Linked DNA regions of Homo sapiens: region 1 is linked to region 2. Evidence: chromatin loops called from intact Hi-C (ENCODE). Cell type or tissue: mammary epithelial cell. All regions are shown on one strand. Links, peaks and the distances in the headings refer to the core of each region. The heading gives the core; the rest is flanking DNA.

What was found. A loop is a pair of places that touch in the nucleus more often than their neighbours do. Peaks named below come from ENCODE experiments on the same cell type or tissue, not always from the same donor. Only the 100,000 strongest peaks of a DNase experiment are listed, where the experiment ranks them.
Region 1: a loop joins it to region 2, with 12 times the contacts of the local background. A loop is called at or near these places in 97 of 110 quality-filtered maps.

The regions. Positions count from the first base shown.
Region 1 is chr15:41,986,930-41,992,301 of GRCh38, reverse strand. PLA2G4E (phospholipase A2 group IVE) reads left to right here. Exons shown (of 20, transcript NM_001395548.1): 14 at 2,067-2,181; 15 at 2,750-2,887; 16 at 4,146-4,253; 17 at 4,927-5,130. The region is part of intron 3 of PLA2G4E-AS1 (PLA2G4E antisense RNA 1); the gene reads right to left. Among named protein-coding and RNA genes, the nearest start is that of PLA2G4E-AS1, 17 kb to the right of the region's middle. In mammary epithelial cell, for the core only: a CTCF peak has its summit at 2,607 (motif pointing left); a DNase peak (open chromatin) is centred at 2,581.
Region 2 is chr15:42,055,161-42,060,532 of GRCh38, reverse strand. No RefSeq gene overlaps it. Among named protein-coding and RNA genes, the nearest start is that of PLA2G4D, 37 kb to the left of the region's middle. In mammary epithelial cell, for the core only: CTCF peaks have their summits at 639 (motif pointing right) and 3,285; a DNase peak (open chromatin) is centred at 2,872; H3K4me3 peaks cover 739 bases; H3K27ac peaks cover 2,087 bases.

The sequences.
Region 1 (5,372 bases), core at 161-5,160, 68 kb after region 2:
CTGGCTGTCACAGGAGTCCCGCGTCTCCCAGAACGGGCCAGCCTCAGTATCCCTGCCCCACTCAGTCACAGGAAGTGCAGCCTCAGCACAGACTCAGCTGTGGATTTCAGAGCACAGCAGCTGGGGTCCTCAGTCAATAACACTCTCTACAGTTGGAGGTCTGCAGGGCCCGTTCTCATGGCCACCAGTGGGCCCAATGAGGTTCCTTCCTATTCTGAGATCCAGTGATCTGACTAATACGTGCCCAAGAAGAGGACCAGCCTGTGTTGGGTGGCTGCTGCTGTGAGAGCTGCTACCCAGCACAGGGTGGTCCTTTTCCTGGACACATGGCACAGCACAGGGATCTCCAAGGGGTGTTGCGATCCTGGACATCAGGGTGGGCTCAGCTGACATCTGTGCCCTTTAGGTTGCACAAGCCGAGATTAACAACTTTTGTTGTTGCCTGGCCCCAGAGGAGAGCTTCCCACCTCTGTCCAGGCCCACGGTTCCCTGCTCCACTCCAAAGGTGTCCGGGGAGTTCTGAATTCAAATCAGAACTTGCCAGAAAGTCATTGCAGCAATTATTTTTTATAATAGTAGGTTCCATCTTCCAGAAAGCCAGACAGTTTGAGCACCTGAGAATGACCGGACCCTCATCTTCAATCTTCCCTCATTCCTTCAATTAAATTACTTGAGTACCTCCTGCATGCCAGGAACTGCGCTGGCAAATGGGGATTCAGAAAGGAATGGGACATGGCTTCCAACCCCAGGCCCTCGCCACTTCTGATGGATCCCACCCACCCTGCCCCTGTGATAACCCACCACTTAACCTGTCCTCCCTATGAAGCAGAGCAGGCAGAGGCCAAGGGCATCGGCCTTGGGATTCAGTCAGGATGGGTTTGAAATTCAGGCCCTGCTCTTTACTATTCCTTAAGTGGGAATTACATCAATAAGTGCTAGTTAACATTTTCAACAATATTGTAACAATCATGAGTGCCGCATATGATGAGGAGGAAGCACCGAGTCTTCCGACATCAGGAGTCTCAGCATTCTGGGGGTTTGGTGGGAAGGAGCTGGGTTCCCAGGAAAGCAAGGGCAGGGTTGTTGTTGAGAGGCCTCTGCTCTTGCGCTCTGGCCAGGACAGGAGCCCCTTTCCCTTGGGCCACCTTGACAATGAATGTGGACCGGCTCTTCCCTGAGCCTGCAGCTTTACTTCCAGGACAGTGGGCTCTGTGATGCCCAGATCTCTGGGCCCAGTTATGACCCTGTTTTCTTTCAAAGGAGACCCACATGTCATTGGGCATATACATGTGTTTGCCATTCCACACAGGTTCTGTAGCCTTTGCACACTGGGGTGACCAGGGTTGGTCACCCAGGAGTCAGCTGCTTGGCCTGGGGTCAGAGCCTGGGCCTCTAAGACCTTGATTCTGCCTCGTTTGCAGTGGCTGATTCACTTTGGGAGGTGGACTGTGGCCCGGGCTGATCTGAAAGGCTCCCCACTCTGGGGATTAGAGTGACCTCAGCAACCATCTAGTGTTCAAGTCCTAAGTCTTTTGTTAAAAAAAAAAAAAAAAAAAAGAAGGGAAGAGGAGGGGAGGGAGGGAGGGGAGGGCAGGGGAGCGGAGGAAGGGAAACTTCTTTTCCCCCAACTTTTTACCCCTCAGTTGAGGGAGCTCAACATGCCAAGCTGATTTTTTTTAAAAAATGGAGATGCTAAACATGGAGCTGCTCCAGTTCTAGCAGAGGGAAGACGATGGGGCAGAAGAGGGGCAGTGCTAGCCTCTCCCACCCCTTCCTCTTTATCTGCTGACCCCTAAGACCAAGACCCTGGGACTCTGAGAGACTGTCCTAAACTGCGGATCCAGTCCCGGCCCCTGTCTGGTGGTGGGCAGCCCGAGGGGGTGGTGCCTATGCCATTGGTGCCCTTTCAGAGTGATTTGGCTGGTGTCAGCTGGGGCCGATACAGCAGCCCGGTGAGCTCAGGAGCCAGGAAGTGGCTGCGGGGGTCCAGATTGTCTTCTCATTCTGCACTGCCTCCCTCACCCTCTGGGCTGCTGCTTCTCTTTAACCATTTTGTTTCCCCACAGAGAAATGAATGCAAACTGTCAGATCAGCGTGCTGCTTTGAGCTGCGGCCAGAACCCCCTGCCCATCTACCTCACCATCAATGTCAAGGATGATGTAAGCAACCAGGACTTCAGAGGTAACACCAGTGGCTGGTGATTTACAAGTGGGGTGGAGGGGGGGACTTCTTGGTGGGCAAAAGCACCCAGCACCTCCAGGTCCCCCAATCCCACTCATCTTTGTCAACCTCTACATCCAGACTGTGCACACAGCTGGAGAAATCACCTTTGCTACCCCAATCTGCCCTGCTGCATGGGTGAGGCCGGCAGGCACTGTCTGCAGCTTCCCTGGGCATGTGTTTAATGACACTGGGGAAGACAAAGGTTGTGAAAGGAAGATATTTCTACGCTGCCCAGAGAGAGAGAGACTCGAGAGAGCTGCCCTGCTTCAGGGTCAGTTTTTGTCCCATTCAACAGGCTCTGAGGTGCAAATGAGCCATCCTCCTTGCAAAGCATGGCAAAGCTGACCCTTGCTACACCAGCAGAAGCTGGCCAAGGGTGCCCCCATGTGTCCTTTGGGGGAACTGCGGCCTCCCTGTCCCAGGCTTTCCAAGGCCTGAGCCAGTGGCTGCAGGCAGGAGGGGGGCCCGGCTGTGTGGACGGCTCCCTGGCCTGAGACTGACCCCCGTCCTGCTGCTTCATGTGCAGAGTGGTTCGAGTTCTCCCCCTACGAGGTGGGCCTGCAGAAGTATGGGGCCTTCATCCCCTCCGAGCTCTTCGGCTCCGAGTTCTTCATGGGGCGGCTGGTGAAGAGGATCCCGGAGTCTCGAATCTGCTACATGCTAGGTGACTGCCTTGCAACTGGCGGAATGACAGGGGGCTGCTGCCCAGTGCTGGGCCACCCTGGGTTGGCCCCTGATTATGTGACACTCGGGGCACTTGCCAGCATTGTCTCATCCTAGGAGTGGTCCCAAGTCACTGGGGACCAGAGTTGGTCTGGGGGCTCTCCCAATTTCCTGGTCTCCAGCAGTCTCCCTGCAGCCTGCTCAGCACCACACTGGGAACAGCAGACTCAGACGGAAGCTTCTGTAACTCCCACCCACTCCCGTCTAGCTTCGGCCAGCAGTGTGCCTGCTTCCAGGGGCCAACCCAGACCTGGGACCCGAGGGTCCAGGGAGACCACAGGGTAAGGGGCAGGGTCACCAGAGAAGCCTAGCCCAGCCTCCCACCCTAAGCGCCTCGGTTCTTCATGAGCTGGGCCCACCGAATGCAGGACCCACTCGAGTTCTTCCCTTCAGAGTCTTAGCTGCGCCCGTCAAAGGGCTTCTTCAGAAACAGACCCACATTCACAGCCCCAACACGCCCTTATTTAAATTAGTTGTCTGTGCCTTCCCCTTCTGTCTATCCCAAACCAACCCATCCTGCAAGATCCAACTCAGTCCCATCACTTCTTCCCCCAGAAGCCCCCAGCCCACGGTGGCCTCTCCTTCCCCTGAACACCTATGCTGATGAGCATGTGGTTTAGAAAACTGTGGGCAAAACACGTGGGCTTGAACTCTGAACTCTGGCTTCTCACTCACTAGCTGTGTAAAGTTGGCCAGATTGCCTCACCTGTCGAAGCCTCCATCTTCTCCTTAGTTAATTAGGCTTAAGAGTAAAACCCACCTTATAGAGATTCCAAATGGGTCAATGTCTAATGCCTACATTTAAAAATCATAATAACAAATAGCATTTGCATTTATTGAGTGCTCGCCATGTGCCAGGTGCTGCCCTAAATGCTTTAGATGTATTCACTGACAGCAGCTGGACTTAAACTCAAAGCCTGCACTTGCCAGCATTAAATCCCTGCCGGGGCTGTGCCTTATACACCTTTACGTCTCCCGGCACTGAGGGGAGGGAAGAGAAGAGCTGAGAGCTGAGCCCCTCAGTCACTGTGTTGAGCTGCAGTGGGAAGGGGAGAAGGACATGGAAGTCTGAAGTCTGTCCCGCCTGTGGAGCAGCCTGGCTTGCGTGGGGTGGGGGGGTGGGGGGAGTGGGGAATCAAATGTCAGTGTGGGGCCTGGGGCTGCAGGGTGGAGCTGCTCACGCTGGCCCTGGCTCCCAGGCCTGTGGAGCAGCATCTTCTCCCTGAACCTGCTGGATGCCTGGAACCTGTCACACACCTCGGAGGAGTTTTTCCACAGGTGGACAAGGGAGAAAGTGCAGGACATCGGTGGGTGACCCCGGCTTTCCCTCATGGCTGGGTGATGGGTGACACCGGCTTTCCCTCATGGCTGGGTGATGGGGGGCGGCCCCCGGCTTTCCCTCATGGCTGGGTGATGGGGGGCGGCCCCCGGCTTTCCCTCATGGCTGGGTGATGGGGGGCGGCCCCCGGCTTTCCCTCATGGCTGGGTGATGGGGGGCGGGGTGTGGACCACAAACCGAGGATGAGGCCCCCTGCCACATGTTTCCGCATCGTCACCTATGGCCTAAGACGTGGGAGGGCAGCTGGGGCTACAGTGTCTTCCCTGCCTGGAGGGGAGGGTGACTGTAGGTGAGTGACACCAGCGCCAAGGCCTGGAGGCAAGGCTGCCAGCACCCAGGAGAAGTGAGGAGAGTAGGGTCTATAGCAGTCACAGGTCACTCTTTGAAACTCCCTGTCCTCTCCAGGACGCTTCTTAGCTGTCTCGCTCCCCCTCCCTCTCTACTACCTCTCTGCTTACTCCATGTCTCTCACCTGAATCCTCCTAACCCCAGTGCCAGGACCTTGAGAGCCCAGCAAGGAAGGTATGAGCTGCTTTTACAGTGCTCACCCCTGGGTGCCAGGCAACCATGTGGGGCTTCGCATAGGCAATCTGGGGACTCCACCTCTCATGACCTGCCCTTCATCCCTCCCTCCCCTGCAGAAGACGAGCCGATCCTGCCTGAAATCCCCAAATGTGATGCTAACATCCTGGAGACCACGGTAGTGATCCCAGGGTCATGGCTGTCCAATTCTTTCCGAGAAATCCTTACCCATCGGTCCTTCGTGTCTGAGTTTCACAACTTCCTGTCTGGGCTGCAGCTGCACACCAACTACCTCCAGAATGGCCAGTTCTCTAGGTGGAAAGGTAACCCTACCTGGCTACTCCTTGAGGCCTGCCTCCATATGGAGGAGGAAGATGTGGATGTCAAGGCTGCCATGGATAAAGAATAAGAAAACTTCTCTGGCTATGTTCACTGGGCCAGGCACCTCTCTCCCCATGGTGTTTTCCACATTTGGTGGTGTCGTCTTGAACACTGTATGTGTCTGGCAGCAGGGAGTGGTGTGGGTACTTAACTCACTGCATCTGTACAGTCATTCTATACAGAA
Region 2 (5,372 bases), core at 202-5,201:
GCCCCGAACAATGCCTTGGGCTTCTACTAGCAGAAAAACGACTTGTCCACCTGGGCGGTATGGACGAGGGAAGAGGAACTAGAAGTACGTGCCTCCCAGCAGAGAGCCACAGGAGAAAAAGTGAGCTCTTCTCTGACTCCAGCCCTCCTCGGGGTGGGGGCTGGTCTGTGGGAATGAACCTTGAGTGAGCGTGGAACAGCCAGGTGCCTCCAATCGCAGGGGGCAGAGGAGATCATGATTGTGGGAGAAGCCATCCTGGCTCCATTTACCTTGAGATGATTCCTGAACATCTGCAAGCCTCTGCTTCCTTGTCTCTAAAAGGTGACAACAATGGCCACTCCGCAGCACTGCTGGAGGGATGACGCTGAATACTGTATGTGAAGGGTGTGGCACGGTACCAGACACAGGAAGTACTTGATAAATGGTAGTTCTTTAAAAAATTTTTATCATTATTTTAGAGATGGACTTGTATCCTGATTAGATACAATGCCATGGAGATGGAGCACTTTTATTCACATAAATGATTACTGGTCTAAGTATAAATTATGTCCTGGGTTGTGACACTTGCTATAATGCCCGGTTTGAAAAACAGCAATTAACTTTTTCTGAGGTAAGATTGCAGTTCAGGTGGCTGCCACCAGGGGGCTGTGTTGCCAAGTGACGGTGTTGCCAGGACAATTAATTGCCTGGAGTAGTGGTCCCCAAGAGCACAGAGCATACTCGTCACTCCGTAAAACTTTCCACAAAATACGCTCTTATTTATAGAAGTCCTGCTATGTTGCTTAGGCTGGTCTTGAACTCTTGGGCTCAAGCAATTCTTCTGCCTAGCTTCCCAAAGTGATGGGATTACAAGCATGAACCACTGCGCTTGGCTGAAATAATGCTTTTAAACTCATGTGACAACCTTATATATTAATTAGCAGCCAGCATTTACACATATATTCAAAGAAGAACATGATTCAAAGCAAAATTCAAAGACATAAATGCCTAGGTAAAGTCTCTCACAGTACTGTCACAACCCAATGGCACTTGGGACTTTCCTCTTCACGGCCAGGGTGTCTATCAACAGTAAAATGGGCAAATAATGTTTGGAGTATTCATGCAATGGAATATTATGCAGCCGTGAAAACAAACACTCTGTATTACACACAGTATGGATGGGTTTCATAAACATAATGTTGAATGTAAGAAGCAAGGCATGGAAGAATAAAATATTGAACAGTTGCATTGGTATAAAGTGCCAAAACTGATCAAACTAATTACAGTAGCAGAAATCAGGATAGCATTTACCTTTGGAAGACAGGTGTGCCATGATTGGAAGGAAGCCAAGGAAGGTTTCTAGGATGCTGGTGACGTTCTGTTTCTCCATCAGGATGCTTGTTACATGGGTGTATTCAAAAGGGAAACTTAATGAAGCTGCACATTTTTTTTCTTTATGCAGTATACTTTCTATTTTATTTTTTAAAAGTGAGGCTAAAAAATGAGATTCTTGGCCGAGTGTGCTGGCTCATGCCTGTAATTCCAGCGCTGTGGGAGGCCAAAGCAGGTGGATCACTTGAACTGAGGAGTTTGAGGCTGCAGTGAACTATGACTGCATCACTGCACTCCAACCTGGGCAACAGAGTGAGACCTTGTCTCTAAAAAATATATATATATAAATAAATAAATAGAAATGAGATCCTTAAAGAAAATAATAAATGCTGATAACATCATCAGTGTTATCTCTGAAAGGTGAACTTAAAGGTATCTTACATTCTGCTATTTCTATACATATTTATTTTCTTTTTTAAAACAAATTTTAGATTCTGGGGGTACATGTACAGGTTTGGGGTTACATGGGTATATCGCATGGTACTGAGGTTTGGGCCCTACCCAAGTAGCGAACATAGTACCCAATAGGCAGTTTGTCCACCCTTCTCCCACTCTCTCCCTCCCCGCTTTTGGAATTCCCGGTGTTTATTTTTCCCATCTTTGTGTCTGCCACTTACAAGTAAGAACACGTAGTATTTAGTTTTCTGTTTCTGTGTTAATTCAATTAAGGTAACAGCCTCCAGCCTTATCCATGGTACTGCAAAGGACACGATTTTGTTCTTTTTTATGGCTGTGTAGTATTCCATGGTGTATATGCACCACATTTTCTTTAATCTACTTTTGATGGGTGCCTGGGTTGATTCTATGTCCTTGCTCTTGTGAATAAACACTGCACACTCATAATTCATGCAGTTTTCTGTGTATATGTCTAGTTTTAAGAGTTTACTAAAGAGAAAAAATCTGAGGGTGTCATCATCTGCATAGTGGAGCACAGCAACCTGTGATTTGTGCCTGCCAAGTAAGTGTTCCTGTCACTCTTCTCTGTTGACAACTCCTGTCCAGCAGCCCTAGGAGAGAGGGTGTGACCAGGACTGGCCTATCTCAGTGTGTCATCTCCTTGCCACTGGGGATTGCCTCGGGGGGCAGACACCTAACTTGAGCAAGCCCATCTGAGCCCTTCCCTATTAGAAAGATTCCTGTTGAAAAAATTTCTCCCTTGATGTTGGGGTGGCTGAGCCTGGGCTGCCAGGGGCTGTATCCCCACCACTGGAGGAGGGCTGTCTACAGAAAGAGAGAGTGAGGCCAGTGGGTGAAGGGGGACAGAGGAGACAAGGGCAGGACAAACAGCCCTGGCCGCTGCCAATCCCAGGTTCTGTTCTTCTCCAACTTCCCAGAATCTTCCTTGTGTCAAACCTGTGAGTTAGTTCGGCCTCTTGCCCAGCTAGGTGAGGCAGTAAATTGCTTTTTATGCCTCAGCTTGTTCAGTTTGGCTCCTACCTATGACTAAGAGAGTCTTGACTAATCCATTACGCAACTGGGTGGATGGCAGGGCCACTTACTGAAGCAGGTACGGCCAGCGGAGGTGGAGAAAGTGTAAGCTGTGCGAGCCACATCATCCGGGAAGGGGCGGTCGCTCCTCGACGTCAGGAGGATGTCACAACCCTGACGCGGGTGTTTTACATCATCTTTGTCTAGGCTGGGGTGATGACTAGCCCCCAAGGTCACGATACACACTCACTCCCTACTCTGGAGTTCACCTTGAGATTACATTCTTTCTCATTAGTGATCGAATTGACTTCTAAGTCTTGAAGCCTTCAGCCTTTGAGCTCAGACACATTCCTTTCCCTCCTGGACTTCTGCCATCAGCGATAACCAGGAAAGTCCCAGGGATGCTGATTAACATCCCGAGGAAAGGAAATGGGACAACCTCCCGTCTCCAAGACTTTCTGCGGACCCCTCACTGCTTTTTCTCAGGGCCACACGGTGTCAGTGCTGAGACACCGACAAGCCTATGGCGTCGGTGGTGCCCGGCTCCTGTCACGCAGCACTGGTGAGGACACACAGACTCCATGTCGCGCTGGACGATCCGGGTAGCCTGGCCACGCGCCCCCCAGCGTCTGCTGCCTGGCTTGCCCTTTCTCGCCCGGTCTCTGGGAATGAAACCGGGAGGGCTTTGCAGAGCACAACCCGCAGGCTCTGTGCCGGGGCAGGTGGCTTTGCTCACCCACCATCCTCAGGCACATCCCCCAAGGCCGGCCCTGCCAGGGTGGCAGCTCAAAGAGTTTCTGCACCGCATTAGCAGCTGCGCCAGGCCCCCCGCTACTTTTCTCTTCTTTCTGCATTCTGCCCCTGGAGTGGTGGAAATTCTAACTTGGGCCAAGCTCTATCCCCATTTCCGACTCTGTGACGAGGAACTCTTAAGACGGGTAGGGGAGGACAGAAAGGTGCTGAGTCCATCACCCTAATAGCGGATTCTGGAAGGAAAGTTAGGAAAATCCCTCCCCTCACCTTCATGGGATACAAAACAGTCAATATATCTTATTTTTGTAAAAACGATCATTGTTATAACGAGATCATTTTAGACGTTGCGAATATATCTATGATATTCCTATGAATCAGTCCTGGCATTCGCCTAGGTTACTGAAGCAACACTTTCTGTACTGGGCAATTGGGCAGAAAAGACACTAACATTAATTGTGCCCTACTATTTGGCAGGCGTTAGTTCTCGCACTTCTATAAAGTCGGTATCATTATTATCCCTGTTTTACCAAGGAAGAAACTAAGGCTCAGAAAGACTGGATAACTTGCCAATAATACTCTTAAGAGCTGTGGGAGCCCCACCCTCCCACAGCACCCCAGCACCTCCTGGGTGGGTGGGCACCATCCGTTTTTGAATCAGGAACCACTGGAGAGGCACTGAGCCTAGCCTCTCATGTCTTCCTGATGTCACCCAGTATGTCTTCCATGGACCTGGAAGGAGATACACCTGGATCCAGGGCTGAAGGTAATCAGCTCCTTTTGATAAAGCCCCATCTCCCTTTTGTAGAGCAAAATTAAATAGACTTTTGCTCCCTGAAACATAAGTGCAAGTGCCTTGGGCAGATCCTGCTTGTACCTAAGGGTGGTAGCAGCAGCTGCTGTCCCTGGGGTCTTGCCAGGCACGGTCTCTACTCCATGTCCTTTACAACCTGAACCAGTTCATTGAAGAGCCTCAGCTCACTCCGGGGGCAAACATGAAACAATTTTATTTTTTCTACTAACTGTCCCCAGCTATACTCTGTTAAATCCTCCTTTCTTGAATAGAGTCCTCCTAATGATATGAGACCATAACCATTATGATGGTCTCATACATTATCATGTGTAAACAACCTACATTAATTGCTATGTGTATTTTTTTGTATTTGTTAATTTTTTTTTCTTATTCAATTCCTAAAATGGAAGATCTACAGGTGGGTAGAACGCTCACTAAGTAAGTCCTCAGCTTCCAAAACCTAGAGGCACACTATTACCCTACACATTTAGTTAAATGTGCCCAGAGCCAATCTGGACATTTTAATTTAGGCCCCAGTGGGATGGTTCTTCCCATGTGGCTTCAGATCTCTGGTGTGTCCAACAGCCCCTTTCCCTATGTGATCTCCCCACTCTTCTTCCCGTGAAGGGCCTCTCTTATTGGAGAAAATCTTTCCTTATTAAAGATCCTGCCCCTGGAAACTAAGGATGTTTTTTGTTTGTTTTTTTTCTATCTGTAGGCTTTCCCACATTTTAAACAACTATTTTAATGTAACAAAGCTTCCTGACATTTTAACCATACCATGGAAAATGCCTTTTCTTTATGTTTTCTTTTTGCAATAAAAAATAAAAACAAATAATCAGTCCTTTATCCAATGCAATGAACATTACTTTTGTGAATAACCAATGCAAAATGAAACCAACCAAAATTTCACATGATAAACTTTTAGAGAACCACATCTTAAGAATAAAAAAATTGTCCTGGCAAAAATTAGACTTGTAAAGAGATAGCGGCCACAAAGAAAAGGTAAAACCCATCATAAAGGGTATGA